4 separate regions of the Homo sapiens genome follow, and all the other regions are linked to region 3. A link is a contact called in ENCODE Hi-C or POLR2A ChIA-PET data. All regions are on one chromosome and are shown on one strand. The core of a region is the stretch at or near the end of the contact, and the rest is flanking DNA. Distances in the headings are between cores, read along the strand shown. Region 1 has its middle 130 kb from the start of GDF10. Region 2 holds the start of DEPP1 (DEPP autophagy regulator 1). Region 3 holds the start of NCOA4 (nuclear receptor coactivator 4). Region 4 holds the start of ZNF488 (zinc finger protein 488).

What was found. Hi-C counts contacts between places; a loop is a spot of excess contacts on that map. ChIA-PET counts read pairs that join two places held with the same protein, here RNA polymerase II (POLR2A). Pooled maps may share reads with other maps.
Region 1: a loop to region 3 is called in a map of ascending aorta, with 3 times the contacts of the local background. The contact joins the enhancer-like site here to the promoter of NCOA4 in region 3. A Hi-C loop is called at or near these places in 1 of 168 maps with a recorded cell type or tissue (ascending aorta) and 2 of 50 pooled maps.
Region 2: a map of Right ventricle myocardium inferior shows a loop between it and region 3 (3-fold over the local background). The contact joins the promoter of DEPP1 here to the promoter of NCOA4 in region 3. A Hi-C loop is called at or near these places in 2 of 168 maps with a recorded cell type or tissue (CD14-positive monocyte and Right ventricle myocardium inferior), 3 of 37 single-sample maps with no recorded cell type and 7 of 50 pooled maps. POLR2A ChIA-PET finds 5 or more read pairs at or near these places in 1 of 52 experiments (HepG2).
Region 4: a loop to region 3 is called in a map of CD8-positive, alpha-beta T cell, with 29 times the contacts of the local background. The contact joins the promoter of ZNF488 here to the promoter of NCOA4 in region 3. A Hi-C loop is called at or near these places in 1 of 168 maps with a recorded cell type or tissue (CD8-positive, alpha-beta T cell) and 9 of 50 pooled maps.

What each region holds. Positions count from the first base shown.
Region 1 is chr10:47,163,735-47,167,870 of GRCh38, reverse strand. No RefSeq gene overlaps it. Among named protein-coding and RNA genes, the nearest start is that of GDF10, 130 kb to the left of the region's middle. Within about 2 kb of position 2,335, at least 30 of the 41 ENCODE cell types and tissues checked have a DNase peak (open chromatin) inside an H3K27ac peak, as active enhancers do; they include ascending aorta, where a contact is called at or near this core.
Region 2 is chr10:44,976,172-44,980,105 of GRCh38, reverse strand. DEPP1 (DEPP autophagy regulator 1) reads left to right here and starts at 1,297. Exons shown (of 2, transcript NM_007021.4): 1 at 1,297-1,488; 2 at 2,051-3,934. The coding sequence starts at 2,076. The coding sequence ends at 2,714. All of the region lies in intron 3 of RASSF4 (Ras association domain family member 4), which reads right to left. RefSeq lists enhancers at 1-401, 1,031-1,325, 3,917-3,934.
Region 3 is chr10:46,028,937-46,033,157 of GRCh38, reverse strand. NCOA4 (nuclear receptor coactivator 4) reads left to right here and starts at 2,535. Exons shown (of 10, transcript NM_001145263.2): 1 at 2,535-2,632. It overlaps LOC105378287 (a long non-coding RNA gene), which reads right to left and starts at 2,383. Exons shown (of 3, transcript XR_945923.4): 1 at 2,291-2,383; 2 at 374-569. RefSeq lists an enhancer at 2,490-2,559 and a silencer at 2,920-3,009.
Region 4 is chr10:47,382,206-47,386,211 of GRCh38, reverse strand. ZNF488 (zinc finger protein 488) reads left to right here and starts at 1,919. Exons shown (of 2, transcript NM_153034.4): 1 at 1,919-1,992. RefSeq lists a silencer at 1,471-1,950 and an enhancer at 1,513-2,012.

The DNA.
Region 1 (4,136 bases), core at 1,086-3,585, 1.1 Mb before region 3:
CGCTGTCCTTCCTGGTGAGGTTTCCTCCAAGCCAAACATGCTTTGAGCTGGCTCAGATGCCCAGGGGCAGAAGCATGGGCTTCCTTCAGAGAAAGTAATGCTTCTGTGTCCAGAATTGGTTCCTTCCAGTTGATTTTAGTCTCACTGACTTCAAGAATGAACAGGCAGACCCTCATAGTGACTGTTATAGTTCTTAAAGATGGTGTCCAGAATTTGTTCCTTAAGATGTTCAGATGTGTCCAGAGTTTCTTCCTTCTGGTGGGTTCGTGGTCTTGCTTACTTCAGGAGTGAAGGCACAGACCGTTGCCGTGAGTGTTACAGCTTTTTTTTTTTTTTTTTTTGAGACAGAGCCTCGCTCTGTCACCCAGGCTGGAGTGCAGTGATGCAATCCCAGCTCACTGCAAGCTCCACCTCCCGGGTTCATGCCATTCTACTGCCTCAGCCTCCGAGTAGCTGGGACTACAGGCGCCTGCCACCACTCCTGGCTAATTTTTCTTATTTTTAGCAGAGACACGATTTCACCATGTTGGCCAGGATGGTCTGGATCTCCTGAACTTGTGATCCGCCCACCTCAGCCCCCCCAAAATGCAGGGATTACAGGCGTGAGCCACCACACCCGGCCAGTGTTACAGCTCTTAAAGGTGGCGTGTCTGGAGTTATTCATTCCTCCCGGTAGGATCGTGGTCTTGATGGGTTCATGGTCTCTGTGGCTTCATGAGTGAAGCTGCACACCTTGGCAGTATTACAGCTCACAAACATAGCACAGTTCCCAACACTAAGCAGAATCAAGATTTATTGTGAAGACCAAAAGAACACAGCTTCCACAAACTCGAAACAGACCCTACAGGGTTGCTGCAGTTGGGCCGGTGGCCAGCTTTTATTCCCTTATTTGGCCCCGCCCATATCCTGCTGATTGGTCCATTTTTACAGAGTGCTGATTGGTCCATTTTACAGAGTGCTGATTTGTCCATTTTTACAGAGTGCCGATTGGTGCATTTACAAAACTTAAGCTAGACACAGAGCACTGATTGGTGTGTTTATAATCCTTTAGCAAGACAGAAAAGTTCTCCAAGTCCCCACCCGACCCAGAAGACCAGCTGGCTTCACCTCTCACTTCCATGCTGCCAAGACCCCTAAGACTCCCAGAGCCTCCTTCCTCGGCTCCTCACTGCCCCTTCCCGCCCTACTCCATGCCTCCATGTTTTCCCCAGGACCCAAGGCCAGACTTCGCTCTGAGCTCCCTGACGCTTTGGGCTGAGGCCAGGCCCTGATATACCGGTACTGCAGGAAAAGAAAGGAAAAGAATCCAGAAGGCTCCTCCTGGGCTTGCACAAATTCCCCTCTGCTTGGTCTGAAGAGGCACGTACTAGGAGAGTGCACAGGTAACAGTGAAGCCCCCTTACCCAGTGACCCTTCCTCCTGGTTACCACATTCCCCAGTGGCGCCTGGTCTATGACAGCTGTGTCTCTGCCTCCACAGGGCTCAGGGCAGGTCCTGGGGCACTTCTCCCGCTGGCCCTGGATGAGTCAGCACCTCAGGCGCATGCAGTAGGTGCTCAAGACTCAGATCCCTCCTCTTGTCTAGGCCTCCAGTTGGCCCGGATTCTGGGGGCCCTAGGGGACCCCCTCCCTCCCCTTCTGGCTTTTGCTCACACACACTGGACCTGATAAAAGTTCCAGCATGATTTATCAAACACCCTGGCTCCTCCAGGCTGAGCCCCTGGGGGATTTTGAAAGGAAACAGGCTCCATGTGCTTCCAATCCACTCCACGCAGCTCATTGCGCTATTGTTCCGTCTAGCGGGGGATGTGCGGGACACCCTGGAACCGTTCGTGGCTCTGTTTAAAGATGTTTTTCTTAGAAGCAGGAAGTTACGTCCTGCCAAGAAGAAATGAAAATAAAGCCCCGAGGGTTCACTCGGGGTTCGCTGGGAGCCGCGCTGAGCTGTTGCAGCGTCTTGGCCCGGCCGAGGAGGAAGTTTAAAGGGGCCTCTGTCTAGAGCTCTGAAGGCAGGCAAGGCAGCCTGGCAGTGACCATCAGGCAAGTCAGAGACACACGCGAGCTCTCTGCCCCAGGGGCCCTAGGGTGGCCTCACAGGGCACAGCAGAGCCCTCCTTCTCGTGATCACGCTGCGGTCGGGTTGGCTGCTCCTTCCCATTCGTTCCTCTGAATCTCTGCAGAGGCCGGGGGCATGTGGGAAGGGCCCAGGAAAACCTCAGGTCCAAATCTTGGCTCCTTGTATGATAGACGTGTATCTTGCACAAAGTACTTCACCTCTCTGGGCAGCAGATGTCGTGCTGTGAACTCTGGGGCTGCTCTTCCCCCTGCCCCAGGCTTTCTTACATACTTCCTACTAACCCCCAGCCTCCGAGGACCAGGTTCAGACAAAACTGTCTATCAAAGTCATTCCCTGGGTGAGTGTGACTGAACAAAATCAACAGCCCAGCCCGGTAATGCCAAGAGGCTCCAGGCCTCCCACAGAGGGAGGGGCTCCTCCAAGGCTGTGGGTACAGGTGTTCTTCTGGGGTTCCCAGGGCAAGCCGGGAAGGAGTACTGCAGAGCCCCACGGAAGGATGCATGAGCACAATTGCTCTTTCTTGCCTCTGAGGAAACTTCTTGGCAGACAGTGTAGAATTCATTTCTACCTCTTTTCATTCATTCAACAAGTACTGAGAGCCTTCCATTTGCTTAATAAGAAAAAGGGGCTAGGACTTTGAAAGCCAAAACTGTTTCTGTCATTTACTGACTTTGAGATCTTGGAAAACTATGTATAAGTCTCAGTCTTCTAACTATAGAATGGGAATAAATGTCTCTACCTTTTAGGTCCTTGTAAAGATCAAGCACTCTTGGATGTCCCCTGCACTGCAGGGAAACGTGGCTGCTGCCTCTTCTGGTTGCCTGCAGCTCTTTGCATAGAGTTCATGTTAGCCTTGGTGATTCATGAGTGCGTGATTGTCACCAACACGTGTTTCTGAGTGCTGCAGGGTGGGGGCTGCACTTTATGCCTCAAGCTGTCCCCAGATTCTGGAAGAGTCCCCTGCTCACTTGAGGGTGGGTTGAATGAATAACAAACTGATTTATTTCCTCCATCATGTCCTGAGAGGATACCTGGGCTGCAAAAATAAACATGCCTGAGGTCTACCAGATCTGGGCAGCATGGTGGGACAGAGGGACAACTGAAGGCTGATGTCGTGGTCACCTCCCAGCCAGTTGAAGGGCTGCTGGGGCACTGACGGTAGACAAGACATCTGAAGCCAGTTAGTAAGACTCCAGGGCTTACGAATACTGCCCAGTTCCTGAAAGTGGCGTCCTGCAGGCAAGGAGAGCACACTGTCCAAGTCATAGTTGGAGGCACATTGAAGGCACCAGCACCATCTGGCCCTCTACCCCAGAACTTGGAACCAGCGGGAATCACAGGACTATAGGTTTCAGCTCAACCAAAGAAAGGAGTTCTCAACAATCAGAACTGTCTGACTATAGAATGAGCTGCCGAGGTGTTGAGTTTCCCAGCCCTGAGGGTTTTTATGTAAGGCACCCACAGCTATATTCTAGGAATGTCTTATTGGTGTGGTGAGTCATGAACCACTGGAGGCTTGATTGCGTTCCAAAGTGTGGCACATACACGATTGGTGGTCCATGCGCTGATTTTATAAAGCACACAGACCATTTTTTTAAAAAGTGTGTTTTCTTTCTGTTAAATTATATAGATTTTGTAGTTATTCCCTATTTTATGAGAAGTGATAACTGTTTTTCATTTATGGAACAACAAAGTTTTATTTTAAACAAATATATCAAATACAATACCATTTATAATTGCTCAAAAATAAGATACTTAGATGTGAATCTAACAAAATATGCATAGGACTTGCATGCTGAAAATTACAAATAGTGATTAAAGAAATCAAACAAGATCTAAGCAAATGGAAAGACATACCATAGGCTGGAAGATGCAGTGAACTGAAGATGTCAGTTCTCCCCAAATTGACACACAGGTTTGATGCAATTCTATCAAAACCTTAGCAAGATTTATATTTTTTTGGCAGGGGAAAATTATTCTAAAATTTCAATGAAAAGGCACAAAAACTTGAATAACTAAATCAAAAAATTTAAAGAACAATCAAGTGAGAAGAATCAGTC
Region 2 (3,934 bases), core at 48-2,547, 1.1 Mb after region 3:
TGGGCTAACTCTCAAGACTCCTCTTTCTCCCCCACCTGCAGCACAGGCAGGCGTGTTCCAGGTGGGGCTGTGGCTGGGGCAGAGGATCTGTGGCCTGTCTGGGGAGTGCAGGAGCTTCCCAGGGGCTGCCTCTCTCATCCTTGGCAGCCTCCTTTGCTGGCATGGTCACTCCTGGACAGATGCAGTGGCTTTCTAATGTTGCCCAGGTGCTCCTTGGCAGCCCCCCAGCCCCAGCCCCAGCCCAGTCCCAGCAGCTGCAGCGATCCTTTGAAGCAGAAGCCAGACTGCAGTGCCCTTGTTCAAACCCTGCAGTCTTTCCCTCCCTCCTAGAGGGAAACACAGCATCCACCCCAAGGTCCACTGACCCCCTCCTACATGGGCCAGTCTGCAGGCCCCTTGCTGTGCCCTGAGCATGTCTGTCCGGCGCGCCCTCACCACAGGGGCTTTGCACGTGCTGCCCCTGCCACCTGGAATGTGCATTTTCCCATTTTTTTCAGGTTTCTGCTCCAATATCTGCTCTTAGGGAAGACACCCCTGACCACTGTACCTGTGGCGGCAGCCCACCACAGCATGCCACTGCGCTGCTTTCCTTCAGGCAGTTCTTGCTGTTGCCTGAATCACAGCACCCATTCATCTCTGGCTTGATCTCCTCCCTTACTAGAATATGAGCTCCAGGGGGCCACACCTTTGTCCGCTGCTACGTTTGCTGTGCTTAGTGCATTCACAGCACACACTAGCACCTCATATCTGGTGAACAAGTAAACAAACAAATCCTCCGAAAGCACCCCATCTGGGGTGTAAGAAGACCAGGGTCAGACCCCGCAGACCGCCCTTGGTCCCTTGCGAGCAGGGTGTGTCTCTCCTAGGAGCAGGCCTAGGGACCCAGCCTCAGCTGCCTCCAGACTGGGGTCCTGTGCTGCTGATTTTTCATCAAAGTTGCCAAGGACCTGGCCCAACTTCACAGGAGTCATGATGGGGTGGTGTAACACAGAGTGGGAAACAAGCTTTGGGGCAGGGGTGGCCCTGGGGCTACCTGTGAGGGCCCAGTGGAACCCCTCCCTCTCCCAGTGCCCCTACTTGACCAGCAGTGAACCCACCCCTTTCCTGCCCTGCAGCGTAAACATTCCCCAGCCTCCTACAGGCAGAAAAACACCTCCAAGCTGGCAGCTGGGCCAGGCCCCGCCCACCAAGCTGTTTTCCTAAGACAGCCTTCCGAGCAGGCTATTTTTGGCCCTCGTGACAGTGATTGATAGCTGCTGGGAAGGTATAAAAGCAGCTTGCCTGCGAAGGTTCTTCACACTGCTCAGGGAAGAGCCTGCTACGGTGGACTGTGAGACTCAGTGCACTGTCCTCCTCCCAGCGACCCCACGCTGGACCCCCTGCCGGACCCTCCACCCTTCGGCCCCCAAGCTTCCCAGGGGCTTCCTTTGGACTGGACTGTCCCTGCTCATCCATTCTCCTGCCACCCCCAGACCTCCTCAGCTCCAGGTAAGAGAGAGCAGCTGCCCTTGGGTTTGAGACAAAACACAAGGGCTTTGTTTATTTTTGAGGGCAATTCCCAGCCTGAACTTGCACAGCCTCCCTATGGGTTAGAGACCAGGGCTGTCTGTAGAGGGCTTTGCATTTATAAAGGGATTCAGGGGTTATTTCATGCATTTCCTACAACATCCCGGCCAGGGGTATTTATAACCCTGTTTTATGGATGGGTAAGTGGAGGCCTGGAGAGGTGGCCTTGCCAAAGGTCCCATGGTCAGTGCGTGGCCGATCCTGGTTTTAAACCCAGCCTTCCTCTGACCAGTGTTTGTTAGGTTAGGTTCTCTTATCTGTGCACATTCTGAAACGATAATGATAAAATCTTAAGCCTTTGGGGTTTTTAACCTGAACAGGAAGAAAAGATCCCAGCAGTCGGAGCTCTGGTCTGGGCTCTGTAGACTTCAAATTGCTCTCAGGGCACCGGATTCCTACAGGCAGCCCCAGAGGAGTGTGGTGACGCTGAGGGGCGGTGGGACGCATGGCAGGCCCTCACCACCAGGCTTCTGTTTCCCAACAGGTTGCCACCTCCTCTCGCCAGAGTGATGAGGTCCCGGCTTCTGCTCTCCGTGGCCCATCTGCCCACAATTCGGGAGACCACGGAGGAGATGCTGCTTGGGGGTCCTGGACAGGAGCCCCCACCCTCTCCTAGCCTGGATGACTACGTGAGGTCTATATCTCGACTGGCACAGCCCACCTCTGTGCTGGACAAGGCCACGGCCCAGGGCCAACCCAGGCCACCCCACAGGCCAGCCCAGGCCTGCCGGAAGGGCCGCCCTGCTGTGTCCCTGCGAGACATCACCGCACGTTTCAGTGGCCAGCAGCCCACACTGCCCATGGCTGATACTGTGGACCCCCTGGACTGGCTTTTTGGGGAGTCCCAGGAAAAGCAGCCAAGCCAGAGGGACCTGCCAAGGAGGACTGGCCCCTCTGCTGGCCTCTGGGGTCCACATAGACAGATGGACAGCAGCAAGCCCATGGGGGCCCCCAGAGGGAGGCTCTGTGAAGCCAGGATGCCTGGGCATTCCCTGGCAAGACCACCGCAGGATGGGCAGCAGAGCTCTGACCTAAGAAGCTGGACTTTTGGGCAGTCTGCCCAAGCCATGGCCTCCCGCCACCGCCCCCGCCCCAGCAGTGTCCTCAGAACACTCTACTCGCACCTCCCGGTGATCCATGAACTCTGACCCCTCCCCAGTAAAGGCTTCTGTAGAGAGCATGCTGGGTCTGCATCTCCTCTCGTCTCCTCCATGGTGGTCACTGCCCCTGGCAGGTCTCTGAAAGGGAAATGCTTTTCTGCAGAGGCCCCTGCTTGGGCAGTTCACAGTGAGACCGACCCCCTCTGAATATGATAACAGCCTGTTTCACATGAGGAGATGTTACCAATCCCGTTCGCTCTGACCCTTGCTGGCTGATCACCTTGAGCAACTTACTTAACATCTGTGTTCCTCAGTTTCTCATGGGTAATATAGGGATAATTACTGGCACCTGCCTCCCAGGCCATTCTGACGTGTAACCGCATATAGGAGCCCACTGGCTGAGTAGCTACCATCATCGCTGGTGGGGAAACTGGTGGTAGGGGTGTGAGGGTAGTGGGGGTGTCAGCCCCCCAGGTGTTTCAGAACAAGGCCTCGGGCACTCCCAAGTCTGCCTCTTGGCTCCCACCCTCAAAGCCCATGTTCTGTGAGGCCCAAGAGAACACATGGAGTCTTAGCAAATGCACTAATGTATTCCGGGGGACTGTCACCTGGCACCACTGGGGCACTCTGCTGGCTACAACTCATACGTCCTGTGGTGGCATTGGGAGAGTTCCCCCATGATGAGGGCCAAGATAGAATCTGTACCACTCAGTGCTACCATCCCCACCCCTACACCACTTCCACACAGGGGCCTCATGGCATGGTCAGGGTCCCAGCTGTGGGTGAGAGCAGGGCACTGTCCAGCTGTCCACTGGGGAAGTCAAGATGTCCTAAGGCCCAGGTCAGGGCATCTGGAGTCTGAAGGACCCTAGTTCCTAGAGGCATCTGGCAGCAAGAAGGTGAGGCATCAGGGAACGGGAATCAGGCTGGGACTGATCAGAGGTGAAGGGACAGAGAGAGGAGAGGAGGAAGATTGAGCTGGGGGCAACAGCCAAGCTCACCTGGGCAGGTCTCTGCCACCTCCTTGCTCTGTGAGCTGTCAGTCTAGGTTATTCTCTTTTTTTGTGGCTATTTTTAATTGCTTTGGATTTGTTAAATGTTTTCTGTCTTCTGTTAAGTGTGTTTTCTCTGGAGATAGAATGTAAACCATATTAAAAGGAAAAAGTTTCAGACAAGCAATTACCCAGTTTCCTTATCTATAAAATGGGGACATCAGCAATGTTCTTCACACCCTGCAAGGGCTGGGAATCTGCGCATGTGAACTTGGA
Region 3 (4,221 bases), core at 1,286-3,785:
CCAAGGCAGGCGGATCATTTGAGGTCAGGGGATCGAGAACAGCCTGGCCAACATAGTGAAACCCCGTCTCCACTGAAATACAAAATTAGCGTGGTGGCAGGCACCTGTAGTCCCAGCTACTCGGGAGGCTGAGGCAGGAGAATCACTTGAACCCGGGAGGCGGAGGTTGCAGTGAGCCAAGATCACATCAGTGCACTCCAGCCTGGGTGACAGAGTGAGACTCCGTCTCAAAAAACAAGCAAACAAACAAACAAACCCAAACCCAAACAAAACAAAACAAAACAAAATACATATGAATAAAAGTTCTATTTTTCCTAAACTCTATAATAGGTCATTGTGCATCCCTTACTCAGGGGACCACTGCCACTCTTACTGTTTCTGATGTCTGCACTCTGCTGCCCGTGTCCTGCTGTCTGGTGAACGATGAAAAAAATGTGTGTCTTCAAGCTGGAATTAGATCCCTTCTTTTCTTTACGGTGTTCCTGTTTATCCCTCCTTCCTCTTCATCAGGAAGTGTCTTCTATGATGTGTCCCCCACATTCCTCTGTGTTTGCTTGAGGTCAAAGCAGCTTAGAACAAGAAACAGCTTAGAACAAGCCTGTAAAACAGCTTAGAACAAGCCTGAAGAAAGTGCCCCCAAGACCACATGCAGCCCGAGGGGAATTAAAGGCCAGGGGCTCTGCCTTGCAGATGGAGAGTGGCCTGGGTGCAAGGCCCCAGCATCAGCTACCTCTTGCTACACACAGACCACCGAAAACTTAGTGGCTTAAGACAACGACAACATTGATTCTCTTTTAACTGTTTCTGTGTTAAAGAACATCTGTTCACTCAACAGGTCTGTACTGAGCACCTGGGCCAGGCAGTGCTCTAGACCTGGGGATACAGCAGTGAACCAGAGAGATTTCAGGAGAGAACCCTGTTCTCCTGGGGCTTGGACTCAGCTGTGTGTACGTGACAGATCAGAAATGAGCAAACAGTCATCTGTTGAACAATCAGTGGGCAACTGATAAAGAGCTTTATTTTCCCCTGTCCCCTATCTGTTTAAACATGCTATGTGGGCCAGTTGAGCAATCTAGACAGGTCCCTTAGCTTTCTTGTTCACCTTCAGATAATTTAAAAAAGTGGTCTGAGTTACATTTTGAGTTACACAAAGTCTCATTCCAGGGGCTGCATCTGAATTGAGAGGGAATGGGGGACAGGAGAGTTAAGGGCTCCTTCTGCCTGAGGTCATGTTCTAGGCTGACTTCCTCATGGGACTTTTGTGGGCTTCTCTCTCCACAGCTCCCCTTCCACTCACAGCCTATGACTGTTATCTTAGCTTCTGCATCGTAATCTATGTCTCCTATTGTTTTCTAATGAGGTTGCCTTGCCCCTTGTAGCAGAGTCACTCTTGGATGAGATCCATAAAACCCTGCTATGATCACCTCCTTTGCTGCGGAATGTGGGGAAGCAGTTGGCAACTGAGTATGGAGGACCTCTGTCAAAACTGAGACAGAAAGAAGTGCTATTTAACATCTAGTCACAAGTAAATAATGTGGGTTATAATCTGGGCTGTAGGCTGGACGTGGTGGCTCATGCTTGTAATCCTAGATCAGGTGGGAGGATCGCTTGTGCCCAGGACTTTGAGACCAGTCTGGGTAACACAGCAAGACCCTGTCTCTACAAAAAAATTTAAAAACCGGGCATCATGGCGCATGTCTGTAATCCCAGCTACTCAGCAGGTTGAGGCAGGAGAATCGCTTGAACACAGGAGGCAGAGGTTACAGCAAGCCGAGATTGCGCCACTGCGCCTGAGCGACAGAGTCAGACCCTGTCTCAAAGAAAAAAGAAAAGAAAAAAAGAATCTGGGTTCTGCCATTTATTTATTTACTCAATTTTTTTTTTTTTTTTTTTTGAGACGGAGTCTTGCTCTGTCGCCCGGGCTGGAGTGCAGTGGAGCGATCTCGGCTCACTGCAACCTCTGCCTCCCAGGTTCAGGCAGTTCTGCCTCAGCCTCCCGAATAGCTGAGGCTATACGCGCGAGCCACCACGCCTGGCTAATTTTTTTGTATTTTTAGTAGAGAAGGAGTTTCACCGTGTTAGCCAGGATGCTCTCCATCTTCCGACCTCGTGATTCGCCCGCCTCGGCCCCCAACGTGCTGGGATTACAGGCGTGAGCCACTGCTCCCGGCCTATTAACTCAATCCTTAGAAAAACAAATGTGGCAAAGGTGGAATCATACAACATATGGCCTTTTGTGTCTTACGATATTCATTTTTGCATCTGAATGTTCAAACTAAATAATATCTACCTTGTGAGGCCATCTGAATCACTTAGGATGGTCCTTGGCACCAAATTTGCCTTCAAAAAAGCATTTGCTTCATTTAATTTCGATTTATTCACGAAGGACTAAAGGACACTGCAAGGGCGGGGAGGGAGTGTGCGCCTGCGCTCTGCGCCTCCTAGAGGGCAGTCAAGGGCTTCTGGCTGACCCGAGCGGAGATCTCGCGAGACTGTCAGACGTATGGCGAGAGGTGTGGGAGGAAGATTGTGTTGTCGCGAGAACTCTGCCTTTGGGCCGTAGGTTAGTGTGGGGCCGTGTCTCAGTCCACCCAAGGTCTCCTCGGATCGCCTGGAGAGGCACTCGGACCTGGTAAGAACGCTGTGGGCCGGGTGGAGGCTCGATGACCGCTGGCCCGCTGGGCCCGGGCTTGTCCGCCCCTTCCCGACCCGACCGACACCGGGACCGGTCTGCCTTCTCCTTCCCTTCCCTCCCCTCCACACGCCAGGCCCGGGCACCTCTTCCTGCCTGCCCGCCGGGCCCGGGCCTGTCTTCTCCCCTTCCGGCCACACGCCGGGCCCGGGCCTACGTTCTCGCCTTCCCGCCACACGCCGGGCCCGGGCTTGTCTTTTCCTCCCCGACCCTCCTCGTGCCCGGCCGTGGGCCTGTCCTTTCCTCCCCGACCCTCCTCACACCCGGCTCGGACACCTCCTGCTCCCCGCCGGCCTTCCCCTCTCTTTAGGTGTGACAGCTCCAAGTTTCCTGTTTCTCTCGCCTCTTGCTTGGATGTGGGGCGAGGCGAGGTCTGTTTTGCCGGACGGGCACAGAACATAATCCATTTCTAGCTTGTCAGGTGGAAATGCAAAGAAGATATTGGGTTTTTTTGGCCCTCTGTGTGCCAAACACATACTGTCACATTTAATTCTCCCAATAATCCCGAAAAGTAGCTTGATTATCTCTGTTTTACAGCTGAGAAGAGTAAGGCTTGCTCATTCATTGGTTCATTCCACCAGCAATCATTTATTTGGTGCCTGTATGTTCAGGATGTTGAGGATAGCAATGAAAAAAATGGACACCTAATTCTCATGGAACTAAATTCTTGTTGTGGGGAAAACAATAATCATAATCTTACGTGGCACGGGATTTAACATGGAATGATGCCATCAAGAATGGCAGAAGTAGAATGACAGAAGTCAGAGTGCTGAATTTATCTGACCCCAAAGGCAGAGCTTTTTTACTTTTAACTGTGCCTTTTTGTGTCACTTTCTAATCAGGGTCGGGTTCACCACAGTAATTGCCTTTTGGATGGACTTAGCTTTCCACCACGCACTTGGTAATTTGGAACTAAGTTTATAGAGACTCTTGAGTTACTTATTGGAATGAGGATGGCACAGGAAGTCATAGTTGGCCCATTTTTATACCGAGATCCTAGTGTGACATTTCCAAACTTTAAAGTACTTGAGACCGTTTGAGAAAGACTTACCCTAAGGATGCAGTGGCTTAGGCAATTTACTTGGTTTTCTCATTTGAAGATTTGCTAGCTTGCAGATTTGTTCAGATAAGTAAATGAGATTATGTATGTAAAGTCCAGCACAATAACGTTCCTTTCATTTTCTCCTTTCCTGCCTTCCAGGGAGCCTTTGTCCTTGGGTCTCTAAGGAAAATCCTACTCTTTGAAAGTTTTGTGGTAGTTTTTATCTAAATAAATCTCTACAATTACATTATTACCTTTGTGCAAACAGGCATTTCGGAAATGGAAAAACATGTTGAGCTATGGAAGGGGAGGAAGATGTCCTTCTCAAAGGGAGAGAAGATATTTTAGAACTACATAGTACCCCTCACCCCCCCCTTTTTTTTTTTTTTATTAAATCAGTATAGCTGTGCCAGAATCTCAGGATCCGGTGTAGGGGTTTCATAAAACTCCATAGGATATCCTGACACATATCCCTCCCCCGGTTGAG
Region 4 (4,006 bases), core at 670-3,169, 1.4 Mb before region 3:
ATGACCTGGGTGTGAGACATGGAGTCAAAGGAGGTCATTTTGGAACTTTAAGGTTTAATGACTGCCCTATTGGGTTTCAAACTTGCATGGGGCCTGTAGTCCCTTTGTTTTGGTCAATTTCTCCCATTTGGAATGGGTGTATTTACACAATGCCTGTACTTGCATTATATCTAGGAAATAACTTTCTTTTGATTTTACAGGTTCATGGGTGGAAAGGACTTGCCTTGTCTCAGATGAGACTTTGAACTTGGACTTTTGGGTTAATGATGGAATTAGTTAAGACGTTGGCAGACTGTTCGAAAGGCATGATTGTGTTTTGAAATATGAGGACATGAGATTTGAGAAGGACCAGGGGTGGAATAATATGGCCTGCCTCTGTTTCCCCACCCAAATCTCATCTTGAATTATAGTCCTTATTGTAATGCCCATATGTAGGGGGAGGGACTTACTGGGAGGTGATTGAATCATGGCGGTGGTTGCCCTGTGCTGTTCTCATGATAGTGAGTGAGTTCTCAGGCAATCTAATGGGTTTGTGAGGGGCTTTTACCCCCTTCACTCTGCACTTCTCTCATTCTTCTCCTTCCAGCCACCCTGTGAAGAAGGACCTGTTTTGCTTCCACTTCCACCATGATTGTAAGTTTCCCGAGGCCTCTGCATCCATGCTGAACTGTGAGTCAATTAAACCTCTTTCCTTTATAAATTACCCAGTCTCAGGCAATTCTTTATAGCAGTGTGAGAATGGATTAATACAGTCTAAAATAGATCTTTCTTTATATAACTTAAAAATTACAAGTGATGAAAAGCATTTGAGTTGGTTGGTTGTCAGTTTTTTCCCCCTCTTTTGGAGCTGTATTTAGTATAATAGAATATCTTAAATTAGTGGTCTTTTATAATAAATGAAATTGGGTGTACTTCGCCCCAGCATATTAGGGTTCCCTTGCTTCATGCCTTCCATGACAGTTGGTATTATTATATTTTAACATTTATGCCTAATGATTAAACATCTCCTTGTGGTCTTAATTTGCATTTTCTAATTACTCTAGAGACTTCGTCCTTTCACATGATTTTGGTCGTTAGTGGTTCCTCTTTGAAGTGCCTATTCATGTCTGTGTCCATTCGTTGCTTTGGGTGTTCCTCTCTTTCACACTAATTCATTAAAAGTATATATCCTGGATACTAATCCTTTATCAATTGCTGCAAGTATCTTCTTTCAGTGTGTGGCTTGCTTTTTCACTCCGTTTGTTGTTTTTTAATCAAAGTATAAGTTCTTAATTTTAACGCACTTTAACTGTCATTTTCCACCATGGCCCGAGTCGCGGAGTCCGCCTTCCTGGCAGAGCGTTGCGTGGTCACAGCTGAGGTCTGGGGAGCAGAGGCGGCGGGCGCTCCCGGGGGGAGCTGGGCGATTCCGGCGGGGGGAGGTGCCGATCGAGCGGCCGCCAGGCTGCTGGGGGAAGGAGGGCCAGGAGGCCGTGGGGGTCCTCGGCGCAGACTGGAGCCGCAGGCACCGCGCGCAGCCCTCGCCCGCATCGCCGAGGCCCCGCGGGCCCAGGAGCGAGAGGTCGGGCGCCCAGGACCAGAGGGCGTAGGCGAGAGCAGGCACCGCCTCCAAAGAACGCCCTCGCCCTCCCGCAGGCGATGGCGCCCGGCCCTGACCAAGCCAGCTGGGGGCATCTCCGCGGAGCTGAGCCGGGGAAGGGCCGGGCAGCCCAGAGGGTCAGAAGGGGGTTTTCTCCCGGGGTTGTGAGTTCTTTGGCCAGCGGCACCCTCCCCTGCCGGGGCCGCCCACCCGCAAGCCCCGCCCCGAAGGCTGGAGCTTCCCTGGGGGTGGGCGACGCCGAGACCACGCCCCGAAGGCGGGAGCGGCTTGGGGGCGGGATCTGGCCGCCCTCAGGGCTCCGGCGCCAAGTTCAGAGCCACGCGCAGTGCTCTTGGCCGGGAGGAGGCTGTGCTGCACCAGCACCTCTTGCTCCACATCTCCAGAGAGCCCAGGTGAGGCGCACCCTCCTGTCTGCAGGGACAGAGCCGCGAGCGGGCGCGGGCGGCGGGGTCCATCTCACTTCCACATCAGCCTTTCCCCAGGACAGGGTTGTTGAGTCCTGCCTTTGACTGTGGGGTCCTTTCCTTCCCAATGTCGCCAGCTTCCTCTCTCTCCCACGTCGTCTCCGAGTCCCATCCCCGTTTCTGTTCCCTTTCTCTTCTCTCACTTTTTCTCCTCTATCTCTTCTTTATTGTCTTCCTGTTTTCATTTTCTTCTGTGTCAGTCTCTCTCCCTCTCTCTTTTCCTCTCTTTGTTTATTCTTCTCCCCTACCTTCTCCCTCTCCCCCCTGTTTTTTCAGCACTCAAGAATTCTGCCTATGAATTTTTCTCCTAGGGTGACTTTCAGGCTGCAGTTGTTTTCCTCCCTCCCACTGTCTCTCCCGGGGTTTATCCTGTGTTGCTGTTATTCTCAGCCCGGGCTTGCGCTGGGCAGTAGGGTAAGAACCATGCATCAGCCCCAGATCCTTTCTCCAACAGATTATATCCAAAGATCTGGACATGTATCCTGTTCACTGCCTTTCCTGGGAAACAAAACAATACCAAATGATCACATTATAATGAGTTTTTAGAATGAGCTAAAAGAACATACCTGGTTTTAGAGACAAGGGGTTGATTGAATCCTTTCCTTGACATTTTGCCTTTACTAATAGACACAGACAGCACAGCAGGAAGCTAAGCCTTGCAGAAGCATTTAGGGGGCGTTCCCACCCACACCTGCCTTCTGGGCAGGCTATGCAATGCCAGGTGCAGGGGAGGGAGGGGACAGGATTCAGAGCAGGGTTGTAGGAAGACAGTGGGAGGCCAGGGCTTTGAAACATTTGAGGGAGCCTGGAAATAAGAAATTAACAGTAAATTTCTAAAATATGTAGTTGCCAATGCCACTGATGTACAGAAATGAAATTAATTACTCCTGAGGGAGACATTAGACATTTTATGGCAGTAATTATGGCATTTGAAAGTAATGATTTTATGTACATTAGATAGGAGGGCCAAGGGGAAAATATTTCCTGTTAGTATCAAAGATTGTCGTAGATGCATAAGGGACGAACTCTAGAAAATCAAGTCTCATTCTTTTTGAGGGATAAAATAGAACTATATCGAGGCAATTTTTTGTTTCTTGGTTACAATGTAATCTTATCAGAGATATGTGATTTAGTTTTTAATGATATTTTATGACACATACATATTTATATGTTCAAACACACACAAATACATAATATATATGCACTAAGTTATAAAAGAGCCCTTGTTTGTTTGTAAAGATCTTAATTACCAATAAAGGTTGAAGCTTTCACTTCTTGGAAATAAGTTAACATGATATTGTAGTTTATTATGACCTTTAATGAAAATTCAACTAATTTACTTTTGATTGATACAGAAATGGAAATTTGGCCGTAGATAAATCACACAGAATTAAACAGAAATTAAGTATGATGAAGGTGCATTGCAGTGTGTTCAGTGAAAGAATTTGCATATGCTAGATATTTTGGACAAATTCATAGGTATGTGCATGGAACTGTGATTTGTGAGGCTTTTTTCTGGTTTAAAAAGTTAAATTGCCTTTATATCTAATCCCTGATCCCCAACATATGCGGATTCTGGGGGGAGGGATAAAAGACTTTGCAAATGATTTAGAATCATCGTGTCTGCTTTGCTTGGCAGATTTCTTTTCAGACATCCAAGAGGTGGCAACTTTTGTTTGAAACATATAATCACACCAATTATTTAAAAAAAAAGACAAACTTAAATATTTTTAAACTTATTTTTCCTCATTAGTGGTCTGTGCCTCTATAAGAACATCATTGTCTTTTTATCCTTAGATGATGCTATTGTTGGAACCTGGGAAGGTCGGAAGGAATAGCTGAGGTAAAATCATGGACTTTTTGCCTGAAGGCTGCCAGTGGAATTGGGACCACTGTCTCAGGCTCCACCTTTATTCTCTAGTTGTATCAGGAAAAGAGCTGC